2 separate regions of the Homo sapiens genome follow, and region 1 is linked to region 2. The links are chromatin loops, found by intact Hi-C in ENCODE. Cell type or tissue: chondrocyte. All regions are shown on one strand. Each heading gives the region's core, and the rest is flanking DNA. Links, peaks and the distances in the headings are about the cores only.

What was found. Hi-C counts contacts between places; a loop is a spot of excess contacts. Peaks named below come from ENCODE experiments on the same cell type or tissue, not always from the same donor. Only the 100,000 strongest peaks of a DNase experiment are listed, where the experiment ranks them.
Region 1: a loop joins it to region 2, with 4 times the contacts of the local background. A loop is called at or near these places in 2 of 110 quality-filtered maps.

The regions. Positions count from the first base shown.
Region 1 is chr1:9,243,281-9,259,667 of GRCh38, forward strand. H6PD (hexose-6-phosphate dehydrogenase/glucose 1-dehydrogenase) reads left to right here. Exons shown (of 5, transcript NM_004285.4): 2 at 1,645-2,281; 3 at 3,686-3,803. The coding sequence starts at 1,655. Among named protein-coding and RNA genes, the nearest start is that of H6PD, 17 kb to the left of the region's middle. RefSeq lists enhancers at 5,230-6,153, 6,154-7,077, 8,002-8,924, 9,187-9,746. In chondrocyte, for the core only: a CTCF peak has its summit at 6,934 (motif pointing left); no DNase peak of the experiment used is centred there.
Region 2 is chr1:8,909,113-8,925,499 of GRCh38, forward strand. All of the region lies in intron 1 of LINC03153 (long intergenic non-protein coding RNA 3153), which reads right to left. Among named protein-coding and RNA genes, the nearest start is that of LINC03153, 9.6 kb to the right of the region's middle. RefSeq lists an enhancer at 1-22. In chondrocyte, for the core only: CTCF peaks have their summits at 6,256 (motif pointing right) and 9,158; no DNase peak of the experiment used is centred there.

The DNA.
Region 1 (16,387 bases), core at 3,781-11,780, 330 kb after region 2:
TGGTTCTGTGGGGACTTTTGTAAGTTATCTCTTTAAACCTCAACTTCTCCATTTGTATTACCAGATTATGGCTTCCTAAAGTTGTTAAAGATTTTGTTAATCCTTTACCTGGTAAATGCCTGACATATAATAGGCGCTAAATCAGCCATTCAGTTCCTTCGTCACTGCTCCCACCTGCAGGCTGAGCCCCATTTCCACCGTGGATTTCTGACTAGTTCCCATGGGCATGCCGGCCGTGATGACTTTCCCCCTCACTTCCTTCTTCCTTTCCCTCCAACACTGGCCTTGGTTGGAAGCTAGAGAGCCAGAGAGCTGTGGAGGAAGAATTCAGTGCAGGAAGCCCTACAACCTTGGTTAGAACAGAAGGGCAGAACAAACAAATACTTGGTGTGTTTGTGACCCACCTTAGGCCTCTACTTCTCATGCATGTGAGTGCCTCAGTTTAGGCTGAACACTAGCCCAGGTGGTTTGCTTACCTGGGAGAGGTTGTAGCCACTGGCCCAGACACTGTTGTTGGTCCTCACCTTGGGTTGGTCACTCACTAGGACCCTCTTGGACATGAATTTTGAGAGAGATGAGGAAGAGGCGGGGGCGGTGGGAGGGGGGGTCTGACGTCAGGGTCAAGAGGCAGATTTGGTCCCCTCTATAGCGGTGCTGGAGAGGTCATTGGGCATGTCATGCAGTGGCTGCACAGTCAGTCCCAGCTCCCCTGCTTTCTTACCCTGGGACCTTCATTGACCTGAGCCTCAGCTTTTCCATTTGCAGAATGGGAGGACTGTCACAGAACCCCATGTGGTTCTTTCAGGATTCTTGTCTGGATTCATTGAGCTCTAATACACATAAGTACTTAGTGCCAGCACTAATCATTTGCTGGTATCACTCTTCCAGGATGACACCTACCACTCGGTGCTTAATAGGTGATAGGTACAGGCCTCAGCTCATTATAAGCATGAACTCCTTTTATCCTTATAACAACTCTGTGCTGTAGGTACCGCTATTACCCCCATTTCAGGTGAGAAAACTGAGGTACAGCCAGGTTAAATAATTGTGCACTTACTAAGGGGTTGAGCTGGGATTCAAACTCAGGCAGTTAGTCTGGAGTCCATGTTTTCTGTCACTATGCTGTAGCAGTTATTAGTCATCACTTGGTAGTTGGAGCCCAGTGGACATGGAGAAGAGGCAAGTGAGAGGAGGTGGTCCTGCCCTCTCACTGTTCCAACTGTCGCCTGAGGACCTGCCACTATACCTAGGCTGGGGCTGCCCTGCTTGTCCGGGTGACCTGTGCTCCTAGAAGAGACTGGCCTTGGTCATAAAATGGACAGCTCCACTCCCAGGCCTGCGGCCCTCCCTGGTGGCCTTTGCCGCTTTCCTATGCTCCTGGCAGCAAAGTGGTTCATCTCTAGCAAGTGGTCTCTAACTTTCCCAGGCAGAGTCCCTGTCTACAGGGCAGGCTCCCTACCCACTGACTTCCTGGAACAGAAGCCAAGCTGTCAGGAGGGAGGGACAAGCTGTGGGCTTATAACATTTTCTTAAGAAACACGTGGTGGTTTCTTGCCAGGCAGGAAGTGTTTGTTTCCACATCGTAGCCACCTGAACCATGTCTGATCCTTCCTTGTTCCTCGTCTGTCTCTCTTTGCACCCCAGGCACCCAGGCATGTGGAATATGCTCATAGTGGCGATGTGCTTGGCCCTTCTGGGCTGCCTGCAAGCCCAGGAGCTCCAGGGACATGTCTCCATAATCCTGCTGGGAGCAACTGGGGACCTGGCTAAGAAGTACTTATGGCAGGGACTGTTCCAGCTGTACCTGGATGAAGCGGGGAGGGGTCACAGTTTTAGCTTCCATGGAGCTGCTCTGACAGCCCCCAAGCAGGGTCAAGAGCTCATGGCCAAGGCCCTGGAATCCCTCTCCTGCCCCAAGGACATGGCACCCAGTCACTGTGCAGAGCACAAGGATCAGTTCCTGCAGCTGAGCCAGTACCGCCAACTGAAGACGGCCGAGGACTATCAGGCCCTGAACAAGGACATCGAGGCACAGCTCCAGCACGCAGGCCTCCGGGAGGCTGGCAGGATCTTCTACTTCTCAGTGCCACCCTTCGCCTATGAAGACATTGCCCGCAACATCAACAGTAGCTGCCGGCCAGGCCCGGGCGCCTGGCTGCGGGTTGTCCTTGAGAAACCCTTTGGCCATGACCACTTCTCAGCCCAGCAGCTGGCCACAGAACTCGGGACCTTTTTCCAGGAGGAGGAGATGTACCGGGTGGACCATTACTTAGGCAAGCAGGTGAGCATCAGCATGGAGCCTGCCAGGGCTAGGGTGAGCTGGGCGCTGGTAGACCCCAGCAACAAAGCCGCTCGCTCATTGTGGAGCTAGGCCCCAAGGCATTGTGAACTCAGAGCTCCCATGGTCTCCTTGAAGGTGGGCAGGAGGCGAGCGGGTAAAGGAAAGACAGCAGCAGGGCAGGACTGTTGGGTCCTTGTCCATGTGTCTGGCCTCTTTTGTCCTTTGCAAAGCCCCCGTTCTCGTTGTTTCCCAGTCTGGGCTCTGGCTTCTCACGGTTGCCCTGCATCCCCTGTAGCGGTGGCTCAGCAACTCTGGTGTCTGGATCTGGCTTCCTGTTGGGTGTGCTGTGGGAATCAGAATGAGCTCTCTTCTCCTGCACCCATCCACCTTTTTTTTTTTTTTAGACAGAGTCTGCTCTGTCACCAGGCTGGAGTGCAGTGGCATGATCTCGGCTCACTGCAACCTCCGCCTCCTGGGTTCCAGCAATTCTCCCGCCTCAGCCTCCCAAGTAGCTCGGAGTACAGGCGCGCATCACCATGCCCGGCTAATTTTTTGCATTTTTAGTAGAAATGGGTTTTCACCATGTTGGCCAGGCTGGTCTCAAAATCCTGACTTCAAGTGATCCGCTCACTTCGGCCTCCCAAAGTGCTGGGATTACAGGCGTGAGCCACCGCACCCTGCCCCATCTACCTTTTTTCAAAATGTTTTTCTTCCTGAGTTCTGTTTTGAGCCAGAAGGTTGGCAACAAGAGCTTAAACCAGGGAGCAGTAGGACCTTAAGTCCTGGGCAGGAGCATGGGTTAACCTCCTGGGTGACACATGTCCGTTGACCAGTTCACTCAAAATGCCTTGGAGGCCCTTGGGGGCATCCTGCCCCAGGAACCCTGGCAGAGAGTGCAGCAGCCCTGTGTTCTGGTACGTGGTGCGGGTGGGCATAGGCAGTTGTTGAGGACAGAGACATGGCCTTCCATCCCACCCTGCCTGGAGTTGCCCATAGTAGGATTCCTAAATAGGGGTCCTCAGAACTGGGCCAGTCCTGGGGAGGTTTTCACTTGTTTATGGCAAGATGAGAAGAAATACAGAATGTGCTCAATTCAGAGCTTTTCTTTGCTACATTTTTGGTGTTAAACCTATCTTTATTTTATTAAAAATTGATTGTAATAGAAGATAGGTAATTCTAACTTTTTTTCTTGGCAAAATACAAATCTGGTAACCCTTTGGAGGTCACTTGCAAGTTTTTGGAACCTTTACTGGCCTGTGAGATCGTGAAGTCCAGAACTACTGCTCAGAGGGCATCTTCTGCTCTGAGCAGGGAATAGAAAGGTCAGAGCCCTTCCCGGGAGTCAGGGTTCCTCCTTCATCGTGAGAGTATCCTGCAGCACGCCCAGTCTTCCCCCCCCGACAGGCTGTGGCGCAGATCCTGCCTTTCCGAGACCAGAACCGCAAGGCTTTGGACGGCCTCTGGAACCGGCACCATGTGGAGCGGGTGGAGATCATCATGAAAGAGACCGTGGATGCTGAAGGTGTGTGAGTGGCCCTGCGCACTCGGTCCCCCAGCCTCTGCCTGCCCGCTGTCTGCGGTGAGGCATGGGGCGCTTCTCAGAGGGAGGTTTTCTGTGGGTGTGTGGTCTCCCTTCGAGCCTGCCGTGTGCCTAGCTCTGAACCGGGCTAAACCCCAGGGTGCCGGCTGCAAAGCCCAAGTAGCCATTGCTGCCCATGAGGAGCGTATGGTCCAGAGAAGTAGGCCTGGCACAGAGGCGGGAAACCACTGGCACGCGGTAGAGGCTGGAGTCTCCCTGAGGTCCCCCAAGTTTTTGAGTGCGTGGAGACCATGGGAACTGCGTGAGGGCTTCCCCGACTGTGGTGCTTGCAGCCGTGGCGCCCCCTGCCTGGGGCACTCCCCCTCGCGTCCCCCTCACCTTCTGACCCCTCTCTCGCTTGTTAGTTCTCAGCTCCATGGCCCTCCAGGAAGACTTTCTGAGCCCTGCAGGCCCACTCCCCTCACCCTCACGGCGCCACACACCTCCCTCCCCTGCCCTGCACAGTGTTACCCTTGCCTCGTCCTTGTCCACCCTGTCTCTTCTGCCAGCCTGTAGGCTCCAGGAGGACACCGCCTCTCCCGCACTGCCACACACCTCAGACACACTGAGTATACACCCGGGAGGCGGGGGCCCTGCGTCATGCCCACCGCTGCCTTCAGCTGGGTGGCCTCAGCATGTCACTCCTTGCAGCTGTGAGATGAGCATGTCCTGTCGGTGAGGACAGCTAAGGTCCCTTAGCTGGCATTCTGTGATGGTAGCAAAGTTTTGGAGCATTGACCGTGAAGATGTAAAGCACTGGCTCTTGCCCAGTAACGATAAGAGCTGAAGTTTACTGTGTCCCCAGTCCCCAGCCGCCAGGTGAGGTGGGCGCTGTTACTAGCCTCCTTACAGATGAAGATGGTGGCGAGCCCACAGCCCCACAGTAGAAGGCGGTGGAGCCTGATCCTGGGGGCAACAGTCTGGCCCCAGCACTCAGGCCTGGCGCCGCTGCGCTGTGCTGCCAGCGCTGCGTCAGTGGCCAGCTCATCCCCGCGGCCGCTTTCTGCAGCTGCAGCGGGAGCACCCGAGGCCACTGCCCCCCCAGCCCCCGCAGTGCGTGCCCGCCACAGGGCAGGGCCCAGAGCCCTGGACCCAGGGATGGGCCAGGAGGTTTCTCCTCTTTTTCTCTCTCCCTTGCTCTTTCTCTGGGCCATTTTCTCTTTTTCTTTCCCCCGCCCCTTGGTTTCTCTTCAGCTGCTTCTCCCTTCCTCTCTGAATGTGTATTTAGTGCCAGAAGCTCTCTGCGGGGCCGAGGTGCCACAGTGAGGTACAAAACTCAGCCTCTCAGATATGGCTCCCTAATACTGCCCAGATTCACGGGTGCTGTGGGGGGTGATGATCTCATCACACTGGCTGGTGGGACAAACTCCAAAATGGAGCTGGGCGCAGTGGTACACCCGTAGTCCCAGCTACTCGGGGGCAGAGGCGGGAGGATCATTTGAGCTCAGTAGTTGGACACCAGCCTGGGGAGCATAGTGAGCCTCCGTCTCTGAAAAAGAAAACAAAATGGGTGATGGGTGTTGCAGGCAGGCAGCGTGGTGGGGGGACAATGTGGGGGGTGGGCGGGAGGCCAGGCAGGACTTCCCAAGCCAGGCCTTGAAGGACATTGCTGGGTTCGAGAAGGCACTGGGTTTCTCTACTTCAGAACCCACAGCAGAAAAGAGGCCCTACCCCCTGCAGTGAGCCTTCATGGGTCTCAGGGAATCGTCCTCCAGCCCTTCCAAATTTCCCTCCCAGTCCTCAGCCAGGGCGCTGGCCGTGGGTTGCCCCCCGTGCCTGTCTGTGCCTGATCTCCCAGCAGGCACGTGTGCTGGGCCTATGCCTGCTTCATCTTCAGAGAAGTGAGCTGCACCTGGTGCAGAGAGCCTAGAGCAGAATTGGAGGGGGTCCTGCCCCTGCTGAAGCCAGCGGGCCGGCGCTTGCCCTTCTCTACCTGGACTTGGCCCCATCCCCAGCGAGGCTGGGAGACTCCTCTCCCCTTTCTGGCAACTCCTTCCTATCTCCGCCCTGGGCTGGGGAAGAGCCATGATGTCTGGAGTTACCTGTTGGTACTGTTGCCTCTTAGTTCTTCCAGCCCTCCCACCCTGTTTCCTTCTTGGTATGTGGTGTCATTTGTGGGTTGTTTGTAGGTCCCATGGAGCCAGGGACCAGGCAGATTGCAGGCCCGATTATCCTAGCAAAGGTACTTTTGGATTTTGAAGAAAGAAACACGGAAGATATGAAAGACAGACAGGTGGAGCTCTGGGCAGGTCTGTTTGCCGGGACAGTCTGAGGATGTTGGGTTTGAACAGCAACACAACAGCCTGGGCTGGCTGTCCTCAAGGTCCAGGAGGGAGAGGCACCTGGAGCCCTGTTGTCACAGCTGCAGGGACTAAAGGAGGCCCAGCCTTGCCTGCCATATGGGGCTCTAGGGGAGGGTCCGCCGCTCCTAAGCTCCAGAGTCCAAGGCCTTTAGTACAGCTGGGCCCTGTACCTTCAGCCCAGGGGCAAAGGGAGCCTCAGCGCAGGACAGGCAGTGGGAGATCCACTAGTCCTGGAGGCTTGCAGCCTGTCGCGGTGAGACCAGAGTGGGGCTAGTTCAGTCCACGTTCCTTGTCAGAGGTGGCCAGCAGGACTGCAACTGTCCTGGGGTTTGGCCCTCACTGGTTGGCTTGTTTACCTGCCATTTACAAACAGGTCCTTGATAGCTCGTAGCAGGGAGGGACAGCCTGCTGCTGAGCCCAGCCCCCCAGCAAGTGGGCCTTGGACACAGGGTGCTTTGGCAACAGAATGAGCTTGCTTGCTGCCTCTCTCAATTTTGTGTGCCTGCGTGCCAGGGGACACATTCTTTCTGCATTCCAGGAAGGTGGCCTGGTACAGCCCTGCTGGCCCAAGCACTGCTCTGTGCTGTCCTCTCTGAGTCCTGCTTTGGAGCCAGTCCTTCAGGGGCCTCCCACCTGTGGTTCAGACTGGAAAGAGGGGACAGGCACCGCAGACCTGCAGCACACCCCAGCATGGCCAGGAGCCCTGTGCCCAGCACAGCAAGGCCTAGGCTGCCACTGCTGTCCCGGGTGAGGGCGGGAAACAGGCAGGAGTAAATGCTGCCTCCTACTGGAGCTTGGTGGACTTGGCAGGCGAGTGCTGCTGCAGTGGGGCTCAGCATGGGCAGAATGTTTCCAAGGCAGGATTCGGAGCCCGCGGTCTGACTGCTAATCAGAGGGGTCAAAGTGCACGGCAGGCCATTCTCCCCCACTCCCCACCCCACACACACCGCAGGCCATTCTCCCCCACTCCCTACCCCACACACACCGCAGGCCATTCTCCCCCACTCCCCACCCTACACACACCGCAGGCCATTCTCCCCCACTCCCCACCCCACACACACCACAGGCCATTCTCTCCCACTCCCCACCCCACACATACCACAGGCCATTCTCCCTCACTCCCTACCCTGTCCTCTGCCCTGCCAAGGGTTCTGGTGGATCCCAGCTGCTCTCCACCCCTGCAGTGGTGCAACCCTAGCTGACTCCTAGGCAGGAGTGGCACCTGCGTAACCGAAGCCAGCACCCTGAGTGCTGGGAAGGGAGGGGCTGCAAGCCAGGCCTGGGAAATGGAGCATTCCCGGTCCAGAGCTGCTGCAGGCCCCGGGAAAGGGACTTCTGAGCTGCAAGGTCGTTTGGATGTCTTCCCCCACCCGCATCACACACATCTAAGTGGGTGGAAGCCGGCTTCCCCGGCTCCCTCCCCTCCATCCTCCATGCTGGGTGAGTGTTGTTTTTTTTTCCTGCTGCAGCCTCTGGCCCAGAGGAGTTTGCTGCAGAGTCAAGGCTGCTGCACAGGCCGGAGGGGGTGGGGAGGAGGAAAGGAAGACGCGATCTGGTTCCCAGCTCCCTCTCAGCCTGACCTGGGGTGCTCCTCCTGTGCGTCCCAGTCCGTGAGCCCCTGAGAGTCACAGCCCCCCTGGGTACCCTGGCTGGGGTCTCGAAGCAGCATGGGCCATAAAAGGAGAGTCACTGAGCCTCCTTCATCCCAGAGATGACCCTGGCTGGCCCTCATCATGGCATCGGGAGGGCTCTGCAGACAGGCGGGCCCATGTGATTAATGGGCTGTGTTCAGCTGTCTGGGTCCGGCTGCCTTTTCTGTCGGGAGTGCTGGAATTGGAACTGAGGTCTTGGCACCTCAGAGCCTGAGCCTCTAACCACTGAGCTCCACAGCCTCCCCAGCTGGCCAGGCCCTCAGCAGTTGGCCTCCCTGCTGGAACGCACTCAGGGCCAGTCTCCTTGCTGCCCTAGTTTCCCCTCTGTGTAGAAGGCCTGCTGTTGTTGTTGTTGTTGTTGTTGTTGTTGTTGTTGTTAGAAAGAAGGAGGGAGACTTCCTGAGGACATCACTGCTGGGAGGGTCCCTGTCCTGACATGGGGGAAAGGAGCCTGATGCTTGCCCACCTCTGAGGGCTGGAGTGACCGTTCAGTGCCTCTCACCGAGGGACCAGGGCATCCAGGGTCCTTCCAGGCACACACCAGCTGTCCCGCCTTCCAGCCTGGTGTGCCAGAAGGGGCCAGGAGCTCACTCAGCAGGGCCGGTTCCCCTTCCCGCCCCCTCTGCAGAGCTGTCTGCAAGGTGAGCCCAGGGCAGCTGCCGGATCTCCTGTCCAGAGAGAGCACCAGCAAGCACACTGTGCTCTCCTTGGCCCTCACCTCTTTTTATTTTTAGTAATCCCAGAAGGTGTTGATGGGGATTGCAGCTGGCTCTTAGTTGTCTTTTTTTTTTTTTTTTAATCTATTTTTGTTGAGAAAACCTGGATTTCCCACAATGTGGAAGCAACGAGGAAGGGGTTTCTGGTCCCGGTTCTGAAGGCTGTGACCTTCAGCGCACATCTATACAATGCTGATAGCCCCGGCACCTCTCTCTCTCGGGTAGTTCTAAGGATTAAATCAGATAATGCACACGGAAATACGTTACAAATGGAAGTGTTGTTGTTCTTCCAAGTTTGCAAGGAGAGGCAGCGGCAGTGTTCTTGCAGTGTGTCTGAGTTCCACGTGACTTATATTGGATTATTATATAAATCCTGTAATTGATCTGTCATACTTTTATGTCCATTCTTTATGTCATATTTCTCTCTCACATATACATACACAGTTGTATACATACTTAAATCTCTATGTATTAGCAGTCTGCACAACATATACCTTTTAATATTTATATTTCTGTTCAGTTCTGTTCATACCACAGAATATGTGTTATAAACTCTTTTATTAAGCTTTTTGGTTGTTTCTAGTTTTTTGCTATTTTATTATTATTATCTTGGAGTCTTGTTATGTTACCCAGGCTGGTCTTGAACGCCTGGTCTCAAGTGATCCTCTCTTGCTTTAACCTCCCAAATAGCTGAGACTACAGGAGTGCCCCACCTCCCCGGCTTCTATCTTAGATGGTACTTTGTGAGCTTTTTTTAAAATTGAGATACAATGCACATACCACAAAATTTACGCTTTTAAAATATAAAATTAAGTGGTTTTTAGTATATTTACAAAGTTATGCAACTACTATCTAATTCGAGAACATTTATGAGCATTTTAAAAAACATATTCCCTTTAAGTATATACTTCGGCAGTAGAATGACGGGGCCAAAGGGGAGAAGTGCTTTCTAGCTGTTACTCTCTGTTATGAGTCTGAGCAGCACAGCTGGCGGGCACAGCCATGGCCCCCCTGCTTTGTCATCCTCTGACCTTGGACGAGCTCTGGATGTGCACAGGTGGGAGCCAAGTTTACAGGGGGTCTTTCCTCCCAGTGTCCACCCTGGTTGTGCTTTTCTCTATCCTTTTCATATACTGATGGGTTTCAACCCTCAACTTTCAACCCGGGAAAATACACTAGGAGCCAATATAGATCATTTTTAGGAGAAATCAGTCCACAATAACGGGCAGTAACTAGAAAAGATCAACATCAGCAGGAGGGCCAGCCCCTCGCCTCCTGTCCTTGCACTCAGCTGCATGGCCTCTTCCCAGGGAGGTGCCAGGCCACAGTCCCAGTCACTGCATTAAACTCTGAAAAGACGGAGCCAACCAGGCAAAGTCCATAAATCTACAGGCCGTGTTAAACACAGGCGCACCCCCTGAAGCTTGAAATTAAGGAATAAAGGAAGCTCTCTTTTACCCAGCAGGTAGTAAACCCGTGGAATGCATTCTTTTTGAGAATTGAGAGAGGATAAAAATAGGAAAGGGGCCGCTTAGGGATTCGCTACATTAATGAATAGTAAGCAGATAACAGGGCTTTTAGGGACTCTGTTGTGTTCCCTTCATCAAAAATTCATCTGTTTTTAAAGCTTTAAGTATGCTGTTGACATATAAATCCACTGTAATTCATTGATTGGAAGACATTTTTTTCATATTTGGACGTCTCTGAAGTTGGGTTTATCCTTAATAGGGTGACATAGTGGAACTGGAAACCCTTTTCTTTCTTAGGGGTTATAAAACAGCGATGCTTCCGCCACTGATGGCATTTCAGGTTTGATGAAATCCAGTTTATCTCCAGTGTGCGTTGTCTCCCCAGGCCCTAGTTTATACCTCCAGCCGCCTTTTAGATCATTTCATGGGGTGTTGCACCATCCCTTCAGATTCAGCAGATTTAGAATGAAAACCATCACTGCATTTTTCTCATGAAATACCAACTGTGTTTTCTAACCTCTTTATTTCAAATGGGAACAGTGCTCTCTGAGTGACCAGGCTGGTAGCCCTTCTCTTACAGCATCTGTCATAAGAAAAATTCCAACCAGTCTTTATCAGTGTTTCCTGTGTGCTAGCCACTGTTCCAAGCCCTGTGTGGATATTAACTCCTTCAGGCCCACAGAAGCCCTGTAAGGGAGGTGCGGGGATTGTTGCTTGTTCGTATGTGAGGTGATGTCAGTTGCTGGAGATCACAGGGCTGAAAGATGGCAGAGCCGGTATTTAAACCGGGGCAGGCTGGGCACGGGGGCTTATACCTGTAATCCCAGCACTTTGGGAGGCCGAGACGGGTGGATCACTTGAGGTCAGGCGTTCAAGACCAGCCTGGTCAAATGGTGAAACCCCATCTCCACTAAAAATACAAAAATTATCCAGGCATGGTAGTTTGTGCCTGTAATCCCAGCTACTCGGGAGGCTGAGGCAGGAGAATTGCTTGAACCCAGGAGGCGAAGGTTACAGTGAGCCAAGATCGCGCCACTGCACTGCAGCCTGGGTAATGGGGAGACTCCATCTCCAATAAAATAAAACAAAATAAGATAAGATAAAATAAGATAAAATAAACTGGAGCAGCCTGGCTCCAGAGACCACACTCCAGATCACAGCTCTGTACCACCATTCAAGGATCCAGCCAGTCACCAAGTAGTTTGTATTCATCTGCTATAATAACTTCTTTGCAGTTCACTGTGACTTCGTTCCCTCCTACCTTTGTTACTTCCTTTGATGGCAGCAAAGGCTGCCTCACTGATTTCACTACCACCAGTCCCATCCTGTTCATCTTGGAGGTCGCAGACAGCTTCATCTTCCTGAAGTACCTCTTTCGTGCTTCTGCTTCCCTGTTCTAAAACCTTTTTTAAAAAGTTTTATTGAGCTGTAACTCACAAATCCTACTACACTTTACCCAGTTAAGGTGGACAGGCCAGTGAGCTTTCGTGTATTCACAGAGTTGTGTGTCAGTACCACAATCAATTTTAGGACATGTTCATCACGGCAAAGGAAGCCCTGTACCCCTTCGTTGTCATCCCACAATTTCCCCCTCTCCCCAGCTCCTGGCAACCACAGAAATGCATTCTCTCTGCGGGGTTGCCTGTTCTGGATATTTTGTACATATAGGATCATACGGTGTGTGGTTTCCATCAGTTAGCATCCTGAGTTCAGAGTTCACCCATGTTCTAGCATGTACCAGCACTTCATTTCTTTTTACTGCTGAATAATATCTTATTGTATAGATATACCATAATTTATCCAGTCACCAGTTAGTGGACATTTGGGTTGCCTCTACTTTTTGGCTGTTATATATAATGCTGCAATGAGCATTCATGTACAAGCTTTTGTGTGGACCTGCATTTTTATTTCTCTTGAGTATAAACCCAGGAGTGGGGTTGCTGGAGGATCATGACTCTGTTTAACTGTTTGAGGCCAATAACTCTTATTTATTTATTTATTTTTTATTTTTTATTTTTGGAGACAGGGTCTTTATCTGTCGCCCTGGCTGGAGTGCAGTGGTGCAATCATAGCCCACTGCAGCCTCGACCTCCTAGGCTTAAGTGATCCTCCCACCTCAGCCTCCCAAGTAGCTGGGACCACAGGTGTATTTCACCATGCCCAGCTAATTTTTGTATTTTTTGTAGAGATGGGGTTTTGCCATGTTGCCTAGGCTGGTCTTGAACTCCTGGACTCAGGAGATCTGCCCACCTCAGCCTCCCAAAGTGCTGGGATTACAAGCATAAGCCACTGTGCCAGGCCTTAGGTCCCTTTCAAATGCAAGATATTCCTGATTTTCCTGTTCTATTATTGCAGGGGAAGGGAAGAATTGTCTTTTTACATTCTCCCGAAAAGGAGAATTGGAAGATTTGGTCACCCTGGGCCCACACTCCTGTGAGGCACCACCTGAATGCACCTGAGGTACTTAACTGTACCTCTGAGGGACACCAGCCTTACTCCATCCTTTTCGCTTTTGCTGGCCCCGGTAGGCATTGGAATCTCTGAGCTTTGCCCTAGACCCCTCCTTCCAGAAGCTCAGCCGGCTTCTTCATTGTGCTCTGTTTCTAAAGGCCAGTGGTGCCCACGCCACTCAACTTCACACCGTTCTGTTGTAGGGTTGAAGAGTGGGTAATTAAAAGGGAAATGTTTTGGTGGTAAGAATTGCAGGCTCTGGGTCGAACTGCCTGGGTTTGAAGCTATTTTTACCTCTTTACCAGCTGTGTGTGACCTTGGGTAAGTTATCCAACCTCTCTGAACTTCAGGTTCCTTATATTTTAAAATAGGGGAAATAGAGGGGCCTCCTTATATGTTGTTATTCTGAGGATAAATGGACTGATCCACAAACATTGCTGGCATCAGTTTCTCTTTTTCTGGATGTCTTCTCAACAATAGCACAAGAACTTGAAGGCCACAACACTACAGAGCTGGGGGATCTCAGCCATTGTTTTCCCAGTGGAGACCACTCTTGGCATTTTGGTTGGCACAGTTGGGCTGGACTTCCTGCTCATTTCAAGGTTTAGTATCCCTGGACAGAGCTGCACCCTCTAGCTCCTGGTTGTTATGGCCGGGGACAGAGTGCCTTCCTACGAGTGGCTGCCGGCTTCATTTCTTGCCCCCCAACACTGGTGCTGCTGTCGGGAATGGCATATCGGGCTGGATTCAGGGCAGGTTGTTCCCCCAGCCATGACCTGGACATGCTTGCTGTCTGGTTGGCCCGAGAGTGCACACCACCAACCTGGTCAGGGCAGGTGCCCAGGACTGGCGCCATGGACCCAGAGTGGCTGCTGGGAGGGGAGCATGCTGGGCTCAGCAGGCCTGAACTTAGGATCTGCTGCTTTTTGTCTGTTGGAATTAAATGTTAACTAGATACTAGGTAAATTTAAAGTTTACAGAATGCATGGAAGAGATACAGAACTATGGTATAAGAAACGGGGATGCACCTACCACCCGTTTTTAAAAAAGAATTTGATTCTCCTGCGTGTCCCTCCCCACGTTCTGACCTATTTCCTCATCTTACACTTCCAAATTGTGGATAGATTATTCCCTCGCTTCTCTTTCTGTTTCCATGCACGCCTGGTTCCCTAAACAACCTGTTGTTTAATTTTGAACAAGAGTCATCCTGTATGTGTCCGAGCATGGATCTTTTTGTCTCTGTGTCCAGCATTTGGGAGAATCGCCTCAGCTCTGTCTTCTGCTAGCTGACTCTTTACAGCTGTTTCTCATCTGTAAGGCCCATCTACTGAATTTCTAGTTTCCAATTATATTTTTCATTTATTGAAGTTCTGTTTATTTTGGTCACTTTATATCCTGTTTTCTTTTTCTTTCTTTTTTTTTTTTGAGACAGGGTCTCATGCGGTGTTGTCCAGATGGGGTGCAGTGGCAGGTTCACAGCTCACTGCAGCCTTGACCTCCTGGGCTCAAGCAATCCTCCCACCCCAGCCTCCCAAATAGTTGGGACCACACTTGGCTAATTTTTTTTTTTTAATTTTTTGTAGAAACAGGGTCTCACTTTGTTGCCCAAGATGGTCTTGAACTCCTGGACTCTGGGCTCAAGTGATCCTCCTGCCTTGGCCTCCCAAAGTGCTGGGATTACCAGCATGAGCCAGTCCGCCTGGCCTATATCCTATTTTCAAGTTAATTTTTATTTTATCAAAGTAATCATGTTGCTTTCTCACCACATTACGTCTTGGAGGTTTATCCGTGACAATGTGTGGATCTTCATTTTCTCTGCTGTCCACTGTCTGAACGTAGTGCTGTGTTAGGGGCTAGGGATGCAGCAGAGGGCAGATGCCACTCAGATGGAGCCTCCCTCGTAGTGGGGAAGAAAGAGAAACAGGCCTGAATTACAGTCAGCTGGGCTAGAAGAAGCCAGGGCCCCTCAGAAGGGGTAGGCCAAAGCTCCTAGAAGCTGAGCCCTTAAGGATGACTGGGAGTTTGCTGGGTGAACAAACAAATCCCAGGTTAGGGGTCCTACGTGCAGAAGCCTTTGAGAAATGATGGCTCCTCGTGTCTGAGGCCAGGCTCTCTCTGTAGGTGAGGGTGTGAGGAGACTTGGGCATTGGAACTCTCCTGCGAGGTGGTATGCGTTGGAACCCTGATCTCTGGGACTGTCCTGTATATTCGAGTCACCGATAATCAGTGCTCACCGGGGTTCAGCCTCAGAGGAGGGAGTGGAGCGGAGCTCGTGGTTAAGCAGTGTCTGCTTCTGCCCCCGCGCCTGGTCACCTGCCTCCTTCCTCACTCGCGGAGCAGGAGTGATCACGGTGCCTGCGTGCAGGGTCTTTGTGAGTATGGGGAGGAGCGGCGCGGGCCGGGGCTGCTGTCAGCGTTGGTGTTGTTATGCTGGTGTTGTTACGTTGCTATTGTTACACCGGTGTTGTTACGCCAGTGTTGTTATGTTGCTGTTGTTACGCTGGTGGTGTTATGTTGGTGTTGTTACATCAGTGTTGTTACGTTGCTGTTGTTACACCCGTGTTGTTACGTTGTTATACCGATATTGTTACGCCAGGGTTGTTACATTGTTGTTACACCAGTGTTATGTTGTTGTTACACTGGTGTTGTCATTCTTATCCCAGTGTTGTTATGTTGTTATGTCAGTGTTAATGTTGCTGTTGTTATGCTGTTGTTACACCAGTGTTATGTTGTTGTTACACCGGTGTTGTACACCATTGTTATGCCGGTGTTGTGTTGTTACACTGGTGTTATGTTGCTGTTACACCAGTGTTGTTACATTGCTGTTAAGCTGGTGTTATATTGTTATGCTGGTGTTGTAACATTGCTGTTAACACCGTTGTTATGTTGCTGTTATGCCGGTGTTGTGCCAGTGTTATGCCGGTGTTGTTTTGTTGTTGTTACGCTGGTGTTACATTGTTACACCAGTGTTATGTTGTTGTTACACCGGTGTTGTTATGTTGCTGCTGTTACATCGGTGTTGTTACATTGTTATGCTGGTGTTGTTATGTTGTTGTTACACCAGTGTTGTTACATTGCTGTTGTTACTCTGGTGTTGTTATGTTGTTGTTATGCTGGTGTTGTGTTACTGTTGTTATGTTGTTGTTACGCTGGTGTTGTTATGTTGCTGTTGTTACATCGGTGTTATGTTGTTATGCCAGTGTTACATTGCTGTTACGATGATGGTGTTATGTTGCTGTTGTTACACTGATGTTTTTTGTTTGTTTGTTTTTGTTTTTGAGGCAGAGTCTCGCTCTGTCGCCCAGGCTGGAGTGTAGTGGTGCGATCTCAGCTCACTGCAAGCTCTGCCTCCTGGGTTCACGCCATTCTCCTGCCTCAGCCTCCCAAGTAGCTGGGACTACAGGCGCCCGCCACCACGCCCAGCTAATTTTTTGTATTTTTTAGTAGAGACGGGGTTTCACCATGTTAGGATGGTCTCGATCTCCTGACCTCGTGATCCGCCTGCCTTGGCCTCCCAAAGTGCTGGGATTATGGGCGTGAGCCACCATGCCTGGCCACACCGGTGTTGTTATGTTGCTGTTGTTACACCAGTGTTGTTATGTTGTTGTTACACTGGTGTTGTATGGTTACACCATTGTTGCGCCAGTGTTGTGTTGTTGTTACACTGGTGGTGGTGTTACAACAACTTGTTGTTACACCAGTGTTATGTTGCTGTTAAGCCAGTGTTGTTATGTTGTTATGCTGGTGTTGTTATATTGTTGTTACGCCAGTGTTGTTACGTTGCTGTTATGCTGGTGTTATGTGGTTGTTACACTAGTATTATGTTGCTGTTATTCCAGTGTTGTTACATTGTCACACCAGTGTTGTTACGTTGCTGTTACAATGGTGTTATATTGCTGTTATTAAGCTGGTGTTACGTTGTTGTTATGCTGGTGT
Region 2 (16,387 bases), core at 4,376-12,375:
TGCTCCAGAGCTCCCCGTTGGATTAGCCAAGACGGTTCTGCATCATCGTCTGAGACTCTCCCTGATAAATCCCGCTCTCTCCTGCTTTTTCTTTCACAGCTGCTACCCCCAATACACCCTTTTATTTTAACAGTTTTTGGGGAATAGGTGGTTTTTGGTTACATGGATAAGTTCTTTAATGGTGATTTCTGAGATTTTGGTACCCCCGTCACCCAGGAAGCACACACCATACCCAACGTGTAGTCCCAATACACTCTTTTTTGTTTTGTTTTGTTTTTTTTGTTTTTTGAGACGGAGTCTCACTCTGTCGCCAGGCTGGAGTGCAGTGGTGCGATCTCGGCTCACTGCAACCTCTGCCTCCCGGGTTCAAGCGATTCTCCTGCCTCAGCCTCCCAAGTAGCTGGGACTACAGGAGCACACCACCATGCCCAGCTAATTTTTGTATTTTTAGTAGAGAGGGGGTTTCACCATGTTGGCCAAGCTGGTCTCGATCTCTTGACCTTGTGATCCACCCACCTCGGCCTCCCAAACTGCTGGGATTACAGGCGTGAACCACAGCACCTGGCCCCAATACACTCTTGCATTCCTACGTCCATCTGAGTGCTCACTTCCTGGAGGACCCCACTGACTTAATAATCACATCACAAGACGTCTTACACTCATGAACTGTCCCTACATTAGGCCTAAAAACAGATGCAATCCCCGGACGCCTAAACCAAACCACATTCACCGCCACACGACCAGGAGTATACTACGGTCAATGGTCAGAAATCTGCAGAGCTAGCCACAGTTTTATACAACCATCTGGAGAGGAGAGGTGGGCGGGGATTGGATCCTATAGGACCTTGTGGGCCATGGTAAGGGGTTTGAATTCTGTTCTGGTTCTAATGGGAAACCATTGCATGGTTTTAAGAAGGGAAGGGCAATGGATTCATCTTTTTTTTTTTTTGAGACGGAGTCTCGCTCTGTCTGTTCCCCAGGCTGGAGTACAGTGGCTCGATCTTTGCTCACTTCAACCTCTGCCTGCTGGGTTCAAGCGAGTCTCCTGCTTCACCTTCCTGTGTAGCTGGGATTACAGGCATGCACCACCACGCCTGGCCTGGATTCACCTTTAGAATGCTTTCCCTGGACTGTAGAAAATAGGAGTGAACACAAGAACCTGGTGGTGATCTTTCAGGAGAAAGATCCTGCTTGGACTAGAGTTGCAGCAGGTGAAGTGGGAAGCAATGGTTGGATTCAGGACATGTGTTTGGAGGGAGAGCCAACAGGCTTACTGATGGGTGGGATGACTGGTATGAGCTGGTATGAGCTACTGGTGATAGCATTTGCTGAGATGGGGAAGACAAGGAGGGGAATGGAGCTGGAGAATGAGGAAGGTGGCAGGTTGGAGATGCCTGCTAGACCTCCAGGGGGAGGCAGAGAAGTTGGTTGGGATTACAAGTCTTGGAGGTGGGAGGAGAGGTCAGGCTGGAGACAGACATCTGGGGGGTGATATTTAAAGCAGCAGAGCTGGCTGAGACTGAGGAGAGAATGTGCCACCATTGAGCACAGACGTGCAAGGAAGGAAATGGGCGATTTCCTCATCAATACTCTACTCCGGTACATACAAAATACTGAATGTGTTTCAACAATTAAAACAATGAGGTTGGCCAAGTGTGGTGGGGGATGGAGGGGGGTGGGGTGCCGCGGGGATCACTTTCACTCAGGAGATCGAGACCAACCTGGGCAACACAGCAAAATCCCATCTCTACAAAAAATACAGAACCTAGCTGGGTGGGCTTGGTGGCATGCTTGTAGTCCCAGCTACTCTGGAGGCTGAGGTGGGAGGATCACTTGAGCCCAGGAGGCAGAGGTTGCAGTGAGCTGAGATCACACCACTGCACTACAGCCTGGACGACAGAGCCAGACCCTGTCTCAAAACAAAACAAAAAACCAATGAGGTTGATCTACAGTGTATGTACATCGTGGAAAAGTGTCCATAATACAGAAAGTGAAAAAATCAAACCTCTGAACCATGTGTGTAATAGTCCACCTGCGTGTGTGCGTGACTGTGCATCTGGAGTCTGCAGAAGGGCATGACCACGTGGTTAACAGGTCAACAGCGGCTCCCTCTGCAGAGGGAGCTGGAGGGAAGACAGGAAATGGAGGGATTTGCTTTTGCTTCTCTACACATTGCTTGGATATTTTATTTATTCCTTCATTTTATTTCATTTCATTTTGCTTTGTTTTTAACAAAAGGCATGTATTCCTTGTAGTGTACAATTTCCGGAGCCCACACCTGTTTGCCTGTAGCTAGGACTCAGATCAGATACATTAAAGGATGGCCAGGCAAGAGGCAGTGACATCCTGTGTTCCCTGGGGCAGTTCCTCCCTCCTCCGCCTAAGAACCACAATCTAGGTAGACCCCCTAGAGGGGCTGGGAGGATCCACTCTTCTTTCCCTTTTTTAAGGGGAAGGGTTTGTTTTGGGAGGAGTTCTTTTGTTAGTCAGAGTGGCCCAAGGGCTCCAGAGGTAAATACAAGCACTCCACTCTCTTCAGTCTCTTTTTACATTGCCTTCCCCAGTGGGGTGCTAAGGGCTGGCCAGGGCATGCTTCCACAAGTTCCTTTGATTATTTAGAAAAAGGCTTACATAATTCAACCCGAAGGACTCTGAGAGGTGAATCGAGTGTGCAGGAATCAACTGGACAGTGGCCGAACAGGAAGTTCAAAACTTGTGAATAGCGTTGTTTTGATTAATTAACCATCTCAGTCTCCCAGGGAGGGGTCTCTAAAGACTGGGCAGTAAAAAAAGCAACAACAACAACAACAAAAAAACAACAAAAACCTCCCCAAACTGTGCAGTAATGTCTTTGCCTGCCCTGGAGGGCCCCTTGGGTAGGTTTTATATGAGCTCGGGTGTCTTGAGTGAGTCCACCATCTGGGAGGCAGGCAGTGCCAACTCAGGGGACTGCAGTGGATGGGAGACTGTGTCAGGGGTGACCCCCAGGGGACCCTGGTCCACTGGTTGGCCAACTTTGTTGTTGTCATCTCTGAGGTTGGGCTGATTGAAAGTGGCCGACAGCCGCCCCGTCCGGGAGGTGAGGGGCGCCTCTGCCCGGCCGCCCCTACTGGGAAGTGAGGAGCCCCTCTGCCCGGCCGCCACCCCGTCTGGGAGGTGTACCCAACAGCTCATTGAGAACGGGCCATGATGACAATGGCGGTTTTGTGGAATAGAAAGGGGGGAAAGGTGGGGAAAAGACTGAGAAATTGGATGGTTGCCGTGTCTGTGTAGAAAGAAGTAGACATGGGAAACTTTTCATTTTGTTCTGTACTAAGAAAAATTCTTCGGCCTTGGGATCCTGTTGATCTGTGACCTTACCCCCAACCCTGTGCTCTCTGAAACATGTGCTGTGTCCACTCAGAGTTAAATGGATTAAGGGCGGTGCAAGATGTGCTTTGTTAAACAGATGCTTGAAGGCAGCGTGCTCGTTGAGAGTCATCACCACTCCCTAATCTCAAGTACCCAGGGACACAAACACTGCGGAAGGCCGCAGGGTCCTCTGCCTAGGAAAACCAGAGACCTTTGTTCACTTGTTTATCTGCTGACCTTCCCTCCACTATTGTCCTATGACCCTGCCAAATCCCCCTCTGTGAGAAACACCCAAGAATGATCAATTAAAAAAAAAAAAAAATAACCAACCAGTAGCCCTTGGGGCTGCTCTATGGAGTAGCTTTTGTTTCTCCTCTAATAAACTTGCATTCACTTTACTCTGAAAAAAAAAAAAAAAAAAAGAAAGTGGCCCAAAGACCCAGGGTGATTAAGGTCTCTAGAAGATTCTTGCTATTCTCACTGAGTATTTTAAAACTACATTTTACTACATGGGAAACTCCTCAGAAATCATCCCAGTGTTCTTCTTTTTTCTTCTTCTTCTTTTTTTTTTTTTTGAGACTGAGTATCGCTCTTTCGCCCAGGCTGAAGTGCAGGAGCGCGATCTCGGCTCACCACAACCTTCGTCTCCCAGGTTCCAGCGATTCTCCTACCTCAGCCTCCCGAGTAGCTGGGACTACAGGTGTGTGCTACCACACCTGGCTAATTTTTGTATGTTTACAAAGATTAAATGGGGTGACAAAAATTAGATGGGATTTCACCATTTTGGCCAGGCTGGTCTCAACCTCCTGGTCTCAAGTGATCCGCCATCCTCGGCCTTCCAAAGTGCTGGGATTACAGGTGTGAGCCAATGCGCCCGGCCATCCCAGTGTTATTCTTACTGATTGCTGTGTGTGTGTGTGTGTGTTTGTGCGGGGGTGGGTGGGTGTGGGTGTGTTTTCTTTTCTTTAAAAAGTTTTTAAAATTTGAGTCAGGGTCTTGCTCTGTTGCCCGGGCTGTAGTGCAGTGGCATAATCATGGCTCATGGCAGCCTCAAACTCTTGGCCTCAAGCAATCCTCCCATCAGCCTCCCCAAATCCTGGAATTTAACAGGTTGGCCAAGAGCAGTGAGCCATTCATTGCACCTGACCGTGTGCGTGTTTGCTAAAAAGTGCAGATAACTTACTCCCTGGTTTGTTTTCTTAGTGAGCTCATATTGTCTACCTTCTAAAGACCAAAGCGTCAGGACTGCAGAGCCCCATTCTGGCTTTGGCAAACACGTGGAGTGAGACTGGTTTCCACCTGAGAAATAACCCTTCTGGTTTCCCTCCGAGCATGCTCCTCTCCTGCGCGTTACCTACGTGGTAGGGAGATGGTGTTGCACACTGCAGAGGCTCACCCCATAGAGGGAGAACTTCCTAAACTGAGCTGAGTCCTGGTGTCCCGTGAAACACTCTACAGAGGGTGCCTGGGGGTGTCTTTCTCGGAAAAGACTCCCCCAGGTAGTGAGGAAGGCAGGACCTGGCAGAGGGAGAACCCAGTGTTGCTGGAACTGAGGCCGTTTCTGCAATGAAGCTCTGGTCCCAAATTGAGACATGAGGTCTGGGCCTTTGCATCTCTGTTTCTTTTCACTTTTAATTTTATTTTTTCTTTTTTTTGAGACGGAGTCTCACTCAGTCGCCCAGGCTGGAGTGCAGTGGTGTGATCTCGGCTCACTGCAACCTCCGCCGCCCGGGTTCAAGTGATTCTCCTGCCTCAGCCTCCCGAGTAGCTGGGATTGCAGGTGCGTGCCACCACGCCGGGCTAATTTTTGTATTTTTAATAGAGATGGGGTTTCACCATGTTGGTCAGGCTGGTCTCGAACTCTTGACCTCAGCTGATCCACCCACCTCGGCCTCCCAAAGTGCTGGGATTACAGGCGTGAGCCACTGCGCCCAGCTCTTTTTGCTTTTCGAAAGTATGGCTATTTGAAAATTAAAATGACATCCAGGGCTCACTGGATTTGCTCATACAAAGGCAGGGGCATCTAGACCACAGAGAGTAATCGGTGCTGGTTCAATGGCCTTGAACACTACTCATTTTATCAATGAAAAATCATTCTTAGCTCTCATTGTGCTAATTAACAAACCATCTGGTGTGGATTGGAGATAGAGCTAGAGTGGCTTTTGTTGAGTCTTTCAAATGTAGGTTCTAATCACCCCTGGAATTTCGCGCTCCCAATTCCGCAGCGCTGACTGCCCCTAGAAAGCAGGCTGAAGCTAAGTGACACGTACAGTTGGTGCTGAGGGTTTTTGAAGTAAATTACAGGCACGCTTTTCAAGCTCTGAGCTCTTGAGAAGACCACTGAGCTCAAAGTTAGTCCAACAAATAATGTTCATCATACACAGCATCTTCTGTTTAAGAAGGCAGGAAATTGGCCGGGTGCGGTGGCTCACACCTATAATCCTAGGACTTTGAGAGGCCGAGGCTGGCAGATCACTTGAAGTCAGCAGTTCGAGAGACCAGCCCACATGGCGAAACCCTATTTCTACTAAAAATACAAAAAATTAGCCAGGCATGATGGCGTGTGCCTATAGTCTCAGCTACTCGGGAGGCTGAGGTTGAGAATTGCTTGAACCCAGGAGGCGGATGTTGCAGTGAGCCCAGATCATGCCACTGCACTCCAGCCTGGGCGACAGAGCGAGACTGTATCAAAACAATCAAGCAAAAATGGTTGTTGTCAACACAGTGGGTAACATCTGAACCAAACAAGCCAGGAAATTGAGCACTTGGTTTTAGAAAACTTTTCATCCAAAAAGGGTTAACAGATTTATAATGTGAGTTTAAAGGGGTCATCTCGAGTTTTCAAGAACATTCATTTATGCCAAGCAGCTCCTTCTCCACTGATATCAAAGATATTTTACTGTAGAGGGCACCAAATACACCCCTTCATTATTTTCTCCTTTTAAAGAAAACAGGACAAATTAGTGACCTGGAAGGTTTGGATAAAAACACATCAGAGAAATCATTGTTTTGAGAGTTCTTTTCAGCTTAATTAATTCACATTGGCTGCTCAAATTCATTTTAGGTCTGGAGGCGATTTTCAAACAAAATGTTATGACAGAGATCATAACAAAGATTTGGAGCAAAGATTTCTGTTTGCTGAGCTGTCACTCAAGCTAAACAGATAGCAACAGGGAATCTTTAGGCAAATTAACTTTCCCCTGAATGGGTTCTTTTATCCTGTCCATCTGCATTCATTCCCATGGGTACTTCGAGACCGAGCTAACAAGTCAGATATACATAATAAAGAAAATTGCTCAAGGGAAAAAAAAATCAACTGTTCATTTGGGAAAATGTGGTGCTAGTCTAAATACAATTCTCTATTAATTTCAAGGGGTCTAAAAATCTATCACCAGTTCTTCAAAAAGTTAAACAGACTTATCCTGTGGCCCAGCAATTACATTCCTAGGTACGCACCCCGAAGAACTGAAAACAGATAGTCAAACAAATACTTGCACACAAATGTTCATCGCAGCACTATTCTCAATAGCCAAAAAGTGGAAATTACTCAAAATTCCATCAACAGATGAATGGAGAAACAAAATGTGGTATATACGTATACAACAGAATATCATCCAGCCGTGAAAACAAATTAACTACTGATGTGTGATACAACGTAGATGAACCTCAGAAACATGACCTTAAGTGTTAAAAGCCAGACATAAAGATCATGATTCCGCTTATGTGAAATATATGAATGATCCCCTTTATACGAAATATTCAGAATAGGTGAATTTATCAAGACAGAAAGCAGATCAGTGGTTGTCAAGGGATGGGGAGGGGGGAATGAGGAATGACCGCTAATGGGTACGGGGTTTTCTTTCGGGGTGATGAAAATGTTTTGGAACAAGATAGAGGGGCTGGTACGCAGCATCTGTGAAGGTACTAAATGCCACTGAAGTGTACTTTTTAAAAACGTTAATGTGGTGAGGTGCGGTGGCTCACGCCTGTAATCCCAGCATTTTGGGTGGCTGAGGTGAGTGGATCACCTGAGGTCAGGAGTTCGAGACCAGCCTGGCCAACATGGTGACACTCCGTCTCTACTAAAAATAGAAAAAAATTAGCCAAGTGTGGTGGCGGGTGCCTGTAATCCCAGCTACTCAGGAGGCTGAGACAGGAGAATCACTTGAACCCAGGAGGCAGAGGTCGCAGTGACCCGAGATCTTGCCATTGCACTCCAGCTTGGACAAGAGCGAAACTCTGTCTCAAAAAAAAAAAAAAAAGTTAATGTGTCCAGCACAGTGGCTCAAACCTGTAATCTCAGCATGTTGGGAGGCTGAGGCAGGAGGATCACTTGAGCCCAGGAGTTCGAACCAGCCTGGCGCACAGGATGAAACCCTGTCTCTACTAAAAATACAAAAATTAGCCGGGCATGGTGGCACGCGCCTGTAGTCCCAGCAACTTGGGAGGGTGAGGCAGGAGAATCACTTGAACCTGGGTGGTGGAGGCTGTGGTGAGCTGAGATTGCGCCACTGCACTCCAGCCTGGGTTACAGAAGGAGACTATGTATCAAAAAAAAAAAAAAAAAAAAAAAAAAAAAAAAAGTCCGGGCGCGGTGGCTCACGCTTGTAATCCCAGCGCTTTGGGAGGCCGAGGCGGGCAGATCACGAGGTCAGGAGTTTGAGATTATCCTGGCCAACATGGTGAAACCCTATCTGTACTAAAAACACAAAAATTAGCTGGGTGTGGTGGCTCGTGCCTGTAATCCCAGCTACTCGGGAGGCCAAGGCAGGAGAATTGCTTGAAACAGGGAGTTGGAGGTTGCAGTGAGCCGAGATCACACCACTGCACTCCAGCCTGGCGACAGACTGAGACTCTGTCTCAAGAAAAAAATATATAAAAAAAGTTGCTCGTGCCTGTAATCACAGCACTTTAGGAGGCCGAGACGGGAGGATTGTTTGAGCCCAGTAGTTCAAGATCAGCCTGGGCAACATAGCAAGACCCTGTCTCTATAAAATAGGAAAAAAAAGAGGTTAATGTTGTATTATATTACTTTAATTTTACCCCAATATGAGTTTGTAAACAAATCAAGTTCTCTGTAAACAAGTATTTGATGGTCTGGAAAATGGGATTGCCTCAATATCCAAACAGCCGTTTCTGGGCAGCTTCCTGACCATCCGGTAGGTTTCTTGGTCCAGCCCTGAGTCTCCTTGGCAATGCATCAGGGAGACACCAGGCTCATTCCTCTTTCCTCGTGGCTTCCATATCTTTCCATCCCTCAGCCCTCCGCAGAACCAGCTGTTTGCGGTCACACCGTGGATCTTGTATGAAGCAAAAACAAAAAAAACAGGGCCAGGCGCGGTGGCTCACGCCTGTAATCCCAGCACGTTGGGAGGCTGAGGTGGGCAGATCACTTGAGCTCAGGAATTCAAGACCAGCCTGACCAACATGGTGAAACCCCATCTCTACTAAAAATACAAACATTAGCCAGGCACGATGGCTCATGCCTGTAATTCCAGCACTTTGAGAGGCCAAGGTGGGTGGATCAAACTCCTGAGGTCAGGAGTTTGAGACCAGCCTGACCAACATGGTGAAACCCTGTCTCTACTAAAAATACAAAAATTAGCCGGGCATGGTGGTGTGCACCTGTAATCCCAGCTACTCGGGAGGCTGAGGCTGGAAGATGGCTTGAACCTGGGAGGCAGAGGTTGCAGTCAGCCAAGATTGTGCCACTGCACTCCAGCCTGGGTGACAGAGCGAGACTCTGCCTCAAATACAAAAACAAAAACATAACAAAAATTCTGCACAGTATTTTTCTGACCACTGGGTGTCATGAGCGTACAATAAATGCTTCAGCTGGAAAAACTGCATATTTACAGGACTGCCTTCAATATGGTGGTGGTTCTCCTGACTGCAGGGGATGCGGCAGCAAGTAATAAACCCTTCAAAAGTTGCTTTGTTTTTGCAAGCAAGACATTGAGAAGCAGAGAAAATGTAGACAGTTGAAGATAAACAAAAACACAGCACTGGCTGCTTCTTTGCGTTTTCCAGAATATTTCAGTGGAGCAGCTGTTACGGGAGGAATATAAAAATCTAAAGTAAGGCTGGGAGCAGTGGCTCACTACTGTAATCTCAACACTTTGGTAGGCTGAGGCAGGAGGATTGCTTGAGGTCAGGAGTTCAAGACTAGCCTGGGCAATATAGCAAGACTCTGTCTCTACCAAAGCCAGAAAAAAAAAATCTAAAATAAAGTATTCTTAGGGACACCTCTCAAGAATTGTAACTAAGAGGTGGGCAAGGTGGTTCCTGCCTGTTGTTTCAGCTACTGAGTTTCAGGCTGCAGCGTGCTGGGATAGCACTTGTGAATAGCCACTGCTCTCCAGTCTCGGCAACATAGCAAGACCCTGTCTTTAAAAAAAAAAAACAGTTCTGAAAGAAAAATGAGCAACCTTGAACCCTTTGGCCTCAGACAGTACAGGGCTTGCTCACCTAGAAAGTTAAAATAAAGAAAGTGGGCCGGACATGGTGGCTCACGCCTGTAATCCCAGCACTTTGGGAGGCCGAGGCGGGTGGATCACCTGAGGTCAGGAGTTTGGACCAGCCTGACCAACATGGTGAAACCCCATCTCTACTAAAAATACAAAATTAGCCAGGCATGGTGGCACGTGCTTGTAATCCCAGCTACTCAGGAGGCTGAGACCAGAGAATTGTTTGAACACGGGAGGTGAAGGTTGCAGTGAGCCGAAATTGTGCCACTGCACTCCAGCCTGGGCATCAAGAGCGAAACTCCTCAAAAAAAAAAAAATAAATAAATAAAATTAAAAAAGCAAGCAAGCAAGTGGTTGCTTATTGTCACTATTTATATCCCAATGACTGGTCTTTTAATTTTACTAGAGAGCAACTTCCTTGTCAATTGCCCTGAACAGAGTTGATCTCACTTCAGAGCAGTATGATTATGAATTTTCAGCTCTACCAAGTTTTGGCATCAGCATTTCCTCATTGATAAAAGTACTCTTGATTTCTTCTCTCAGCTGGGGTAGCTCAGAGAGGCCTGAATGTGCAAACCAGTACCTTTATTTATTCTTCTTGGCTGTGGAAAATCGTCCATTATAGGAATATTGTTAACATTTTTTTTGGGGTGGTGGGGGTCGGAGTCTTGCTCTGTTGTCCAGGCTGGAGTTCAGCGGCATGATCTCGGCTCTCTGCAACCTCCGCCTCCCAGGTTCAAGTGATTCTCCTGCCTCAAGCTCCTGAGTAGCTGGGATTACAGGTGTCTGCCACCATGCCCAGTTAATTTTTGTATTTTTAGTGGAGACGGGGTTTCACCATGTTGGCCAGGCTGGTCTCGAACTCCTGACCTCAAATGATCTACCCACCTCAGCCTCCCAAAGTGCTGGGATTACAGGTGTGAGCCACCGTGCCCGGCAACGTTTTTTTATATAATGTTTTTTTGAGATGGAGTCTTGTTCTATCGCCCAGGCTGGGGTACAGTGGTGCAATCTTGATTCACTGCAACCTCTGCCTTCAGGGTTCAAGTGATTCTTGTGCCTCAGCCTCCTGAGTAGCTGGGATTACAGGCATATGCCACCATGCCCAGCTAATTTTTGTATTTTTAGTAGAGATGAGGTTTTGCCATGTTGGCCAGGCTGGTCTCGAACTCCTGGCCTCAAGTGATCTGCCTGCCTTGGCCTCCCAAAGTGCTGGGATTACAGGTGTGAGCCACAGTGCCCTGTCAACTTTTTTTTTTTTTTTAAGTTAAGAATGAAGGTCAACAAATTAAGTTGGAAGTAAACCGGGGCTCTTGATAGGTTAAATCTAACACATCCAAGGACACCAGGGTCATTTATACCAACAGGGTCTGTCTACAAGTTATAAGGTTTTAATGTGTTTTATTTTAGAGATGGGGTCTCGCTAAGTTGCCCAGGCTGTATTTGAACTCCTGGGTTCAAGGAATGCTCCTGCCTCAGCCTCCCAAATAGCTGGGACTATAGGTGTGTGCCACTGGGCCCAGCTTAATTGTTCTTAAAAGCCTATCTATGTTCATGAAGGTCAAAGTGTTGAAATCTGGCCATGCAGGGTGGCTCACGTCTGTAATCCTAGCACTTTTGGAGGCTAAGGCGGGCAGATCACTTGAGGCCAGGAGTTTGAGACCAGCCTGGCCAACATGGCAAAACCTCATCTCTACTAAAAATACAAAAATTTAGCTGGGCATCATGGCATGCCCCTGTAATCCCATCTGCTTGGGAGGCTAAAGCAGGAGAATCACTTGAACCTGGGAGGGGGAGGTTGCAGTGAGCTGAGATCATGCCACTGTTCTCCAGCCTGGGTGACAGAGTGAGACTCTGTCTCAAAAAACAAAAAACAGGCTGGGCGTGGTGGCTCACGCCTGTAATCCCAGTACTTTGGGAGGCCAAGGTGGGCCAATCACCTGAGGTCAGTGGTAGAGACCAAGTTACCCCTCCCTTCCCCCATAAGCCTCACAAACAGCTCTTGTAACTCCTCTGTGAGGCTGCTAAACCACTATAACTTCCTCCTCAGACTGCCCCCATTACCCGTCTTCTTTGTTCTATTCCAGTGATTGTTTTTGCAAAATTCCAAAACAGACCCAGGCAAACAGACCCAGGATATAGTCCCACCTGGAAAATCCCCAAGCCTCACCCCCTATATCAATCCCCTGCTTTGCTAGCTCGGGGCTGCCTCCTCTGACTATAAAGGAACAGCCCGGCAGGTTAACAAACTTGCTGGCCTGACTTTGGGTCTACTTGTCTTATCTCTCGGCAACCCTTACATTTTAGTGCCGAAACCCGGGAAGGGGATAGGCTCTGGCTGGACATCCTTAAGGGACTCTCCCTCTCTCTCTCTCTCTGTCTACTCCCCATCGCCATCACCCCTTCTCCCAGCTGTCCTCCCCTTCCCAAACCTGCCAAAGACCCGAAGAATCTCCTAGACTCTACCATTGCTGGCGACTGCATCCACCATCAGGGCCTCCACAGGGGTCAGTAAGAGAGACCCTTACCATTTACCTGGAATCCTTGACCGACTCTTTCTTGCCCGAAAGACCCAGCGCTGGGTCAAGGGCTTCCTCCAGCCTCCAGGCCTTTAGTTCCTCCATCTCGGGGATGCCTGATTCGGGGGTTACCTCCCTTCTCCTGGCACGATCGGCAGGACAGGGGATGCCTTCTCCTGCCGTTCTTGTCATCGGCAGTCTCTTCTTCCTCTACCCTCTCCTTCCCTTCACCATGGGAGCCTCTCAGTCTACCCTTTCCAAGATTACCCCCTTCAGGTGTCTCCTGCGCAATCTCAATGCTCTCTGCCTCTGTTCAGAGGTCCGTCCTAAGAGGCTTATCTTTTACTGTAACACTACATAGCCTCAATATAAATTAGACAGTGGTTCCCAATGGCCCGAAAACGGCACTTTCGATTTCAGTGTACTCAGGGACTTAGATAACTTTTGCCATCGCAATGGAAACTGGTCTGAGATTCCTCATGTCCAGGATTTTTTCACCCTCTGTTGCCATCCTTCTCTTTGCCAGTCCTGTTCAACCTTCCAAATCCTCCCTGCCTGCTCCAAGCCTGACTCGTCTTCTGCTTCCCTCCCATCAGCTCCAACCGACGACTCCTCTTCTTTTGACCCTGCTGACTTTTCCATTCCCCAACCGCGCCCTAATCCTCCTCCCCATCACCCCGACCCTCCACCGTATGCCCCTGCTCCAGCTCTGTCCCCTTCTCCTCCTCTCTCAAACCACCTGGCTTCAGACTGTAAGTCCTCCCTGTCTCCACTTCTTACCTGCTCCCGGACCCGGGATGCCCTTCCTTACTCCCGCTCCGAGAGGTCGCAAGAGCTGAAGGAATTGTCCATGTCCATGTTCGTTTCTCTCTTACTGATCTTTCCCAAATCAAAAAGCATCTTGGGTCCTTCTCCTCTGATCCCAATACTTACATCAAAGAATTTAAATATCTCAGCCAGTCTTATAAACTTACTTAGCATGATCTCTATATTATTCTCTTCTCTACCCTCTTTCTGGAAGAGAAGGAAAGAGTGTGGCTCTCGGCCCAGGCACATGCCAATGACCTCCATCAGGAAGATCCTACTAAGCCAGTAGGGGCTGCAGCAGTCCCCCAGGAAGAGCCTTCCTGGGAATAGCAACCCACAGACCCCAGCCGAGCGTCCTGAAACCATATGGTTACTTGCCTCATTGTAGGCCTTAACAAAGCTGCTCACAAAGCTGTAAACTTTAAAAAAACTCAAAGAAATTTCCCAAAGAGCAGATGAAAACCCTGCTGAGTTTCTTTCCCACCTTACAGAGGTTCCCCAAAAATATACCTGTGTTGATCCTACCTCCTGTAAAATGACTATTGTCCTCAATACTCATTTTATTTCCCAATCAGCCCCAGACATTTGGCGCAAACTTAAAAAGGTCGAGGATAGCCCTCAAACCCCACAGCAAGACCTCCTTAACCTGGCTTTCAAAGTCTTTATAACAGGGTTGAGCAAAATAAATTAAATAAAGCCCAAAGAGATTGTGCTAAATACCAGCTTCTAGCAGCGGCTATCTGTCAGCCTAGGCATAGTACCGAAGGGCACAAAAGATCTGATAGCAGCATCCCTCGCAGGCCTTGTTTCAAGTGCAGCAAGGAAGGCCACTGGGCGGGGGCATGTCCTAATTCACGAGTACCAAAGAGCCCTTGCCCGGTTTGTCAACAGATAGGTCACTGGAAATCTGATTGTCCCCTCAACAGTCAGACAAACCTGTCCCTCCAGACCTCCACCTCTTCAGCAACACAAAGGGCGAAGAGCCGCTTGCACTCTTGCAGCTCCTTGGCCTGGCCACTAAAGATTGACAAGGCCCAGGGCCCCCGGCCCCATCTGCCATCACTGCATCAGAGCCCAGGGTAACTCTACTAGTGGCAGGTAAGCCAATCTCTTTTTTAATTGATACCAGGGCCACCTACTTGGCTTTGCCTGAATTTTCAGGACCCACTCATCCCTTCCAGGTCTCAGTTGTAGGGGTTGATGGACTTATTTCTCGTCCACGTGTCACCAGGCCTCTCACCTGTTCCCTGTTTGAAACTGTCTTCTCACACTCTTTCCTTATCATGCCTTGCTGCCCAATCCCTATTTTAGGACGAGATCTTTTAGTCAAATTCAAAGCGTCTATCACTTCCTCCAGTCTCCCTCCACCGGAGTCTCTCCTGCTTCTCGCGCTACTTCAGCCCCTGACCCCTCTCCCCAGTACCCACTTCCCGCCTCCCTTGTTGATCCAATTATGTATGACACCACCACCCCTTCCTTAGCCACTCACCATGACCCCATCAAAATTTGGCTCAAAGACCCTTCCAAATTTCCCAATGTCCCCCAGTACCCTATTTCTCTGACTCACCAAAGAGGCCTACAGACCATCATAAACAAGCTCCATGCATGTGGTCTTCTTAGACCAACACGTTCCCCATATAACACCCCCATTCTCCGTTAAAAAATCAGATGGCTCATACTGACTTGTCCAGGAACTCTGAGCCGTCAATCAAGCTGTCCTCCCTATTCATCCCATAGACCCCAACCCATATACGCTTCTCTTTCTCATCCCTCTGACACAACCCATTACACTGCTATTGACCCAAAGGATGCCTTGCTCTTTCGCCAGGCTGGAGTACAGTGGTGTGATCTCAGTTCACTGCAACCTCTGCCTCCTGGGTTCAAGTGATTCTCCTGCTTCAGCCTCCTGAGTAGCTGGGACTACAGGTGCCCACCACAGCATCTGGCTAAATTTTGTATTTTTAGTAGAGATGGGTTTTCACCATCCTGGCCAGGCTGGTCTTGAACTCCTGACCTCATGATCCACACGACTCGGCCTCCCAAAGTGCTGGGATTACAGGTGTGAGCCACTACACCCAGCCAAGGATGCCTTCTTCACCATTCCTTTATACCTGGATTCCCAAGACCTCTTTGCTTTCACCTGGACTGACCCTGACATCCTCCAGTCACAACAACTCACATGGACTGTCCTCCCTCAAGGCTTCAGGGATAGCCCTCATTTCTTCGGACAAACTTTCACCCAGGACCTCACCTCCTTAGACCTCTCTCCTAGCCGTCTCCTTCAGTATGTGGATGACCTTCTCCTTTGCAGCCCTTCTCTAAAAGACTCTCAAACTCACACAGTCACTCTTTTAAACTTTCTCGCTGCCAAAGGGCATAGAGTTTCCCCTTCCAGGGCTCAGCTCTCCATCCCCAAAGTGACTTGCTCAGGAGTTCAACTTTCTCCTGGGGCCCAGGCTATGACCCAGCCTGAGCAGCACTCATAAACAATCTGCCCCCGCCTTCCTCCAAAGATGAAATCCTTTCCTTTCTAGGGCTGGCAGGCTTTTTTAGAATACAGATTCCCAACTTTGCCCTTCCGGCTCACCCCCTCTATGAAGCAGCCAAAGTCCCCCTCAATGAACTCCTAAACCCCTCATATAACATACTCCCCAATTTCCACAAACTCCAAACCACTCTTCTCACTGCACCGGCTCTGTCCTTACCTGATATCACCCAACCTTTCACTGTCTGTACTGCCGAGAACCAAGGAACAGCCCTCAGTGTACTAGGGCAACAGAAGAGAAATCCTCCTTCCTTTGCCCCTGTAGCCTACCTCTCTAAACAACTCGATAACACAATCAAAGGGTGGCCTGCTTGTCTTAGGGCTTTAGCAGCAGCAGCCATTCTAGCTCTAGAAAGCAGGAAACTAACATTCGGACAAAACACCACCATCCACAATCCTCATAATCTACAAGATCTCCTCACCTCCCGAGCATTAAGCTCCCTTCCTCCTTCCCGGATTCAATCACTCCATGCTCTCTTTATCAAAAATCCTGAATTCAGCCTTGCCAAGAGTGCTACCCTCAACCCAGCATCCTTCCTGGGAATACCTTACTCCCTGTATCCTCTTCCCCTCCTACTCATTCTTGCACTGAAATCCTAGACCACCTGCAGCCACATTTCCCAAACATTTCCTCTGAGACTCTCACCAACCCTGATGACCAGCTATTCATAGATGGCTCCTCTTCTGGGACCACTGGC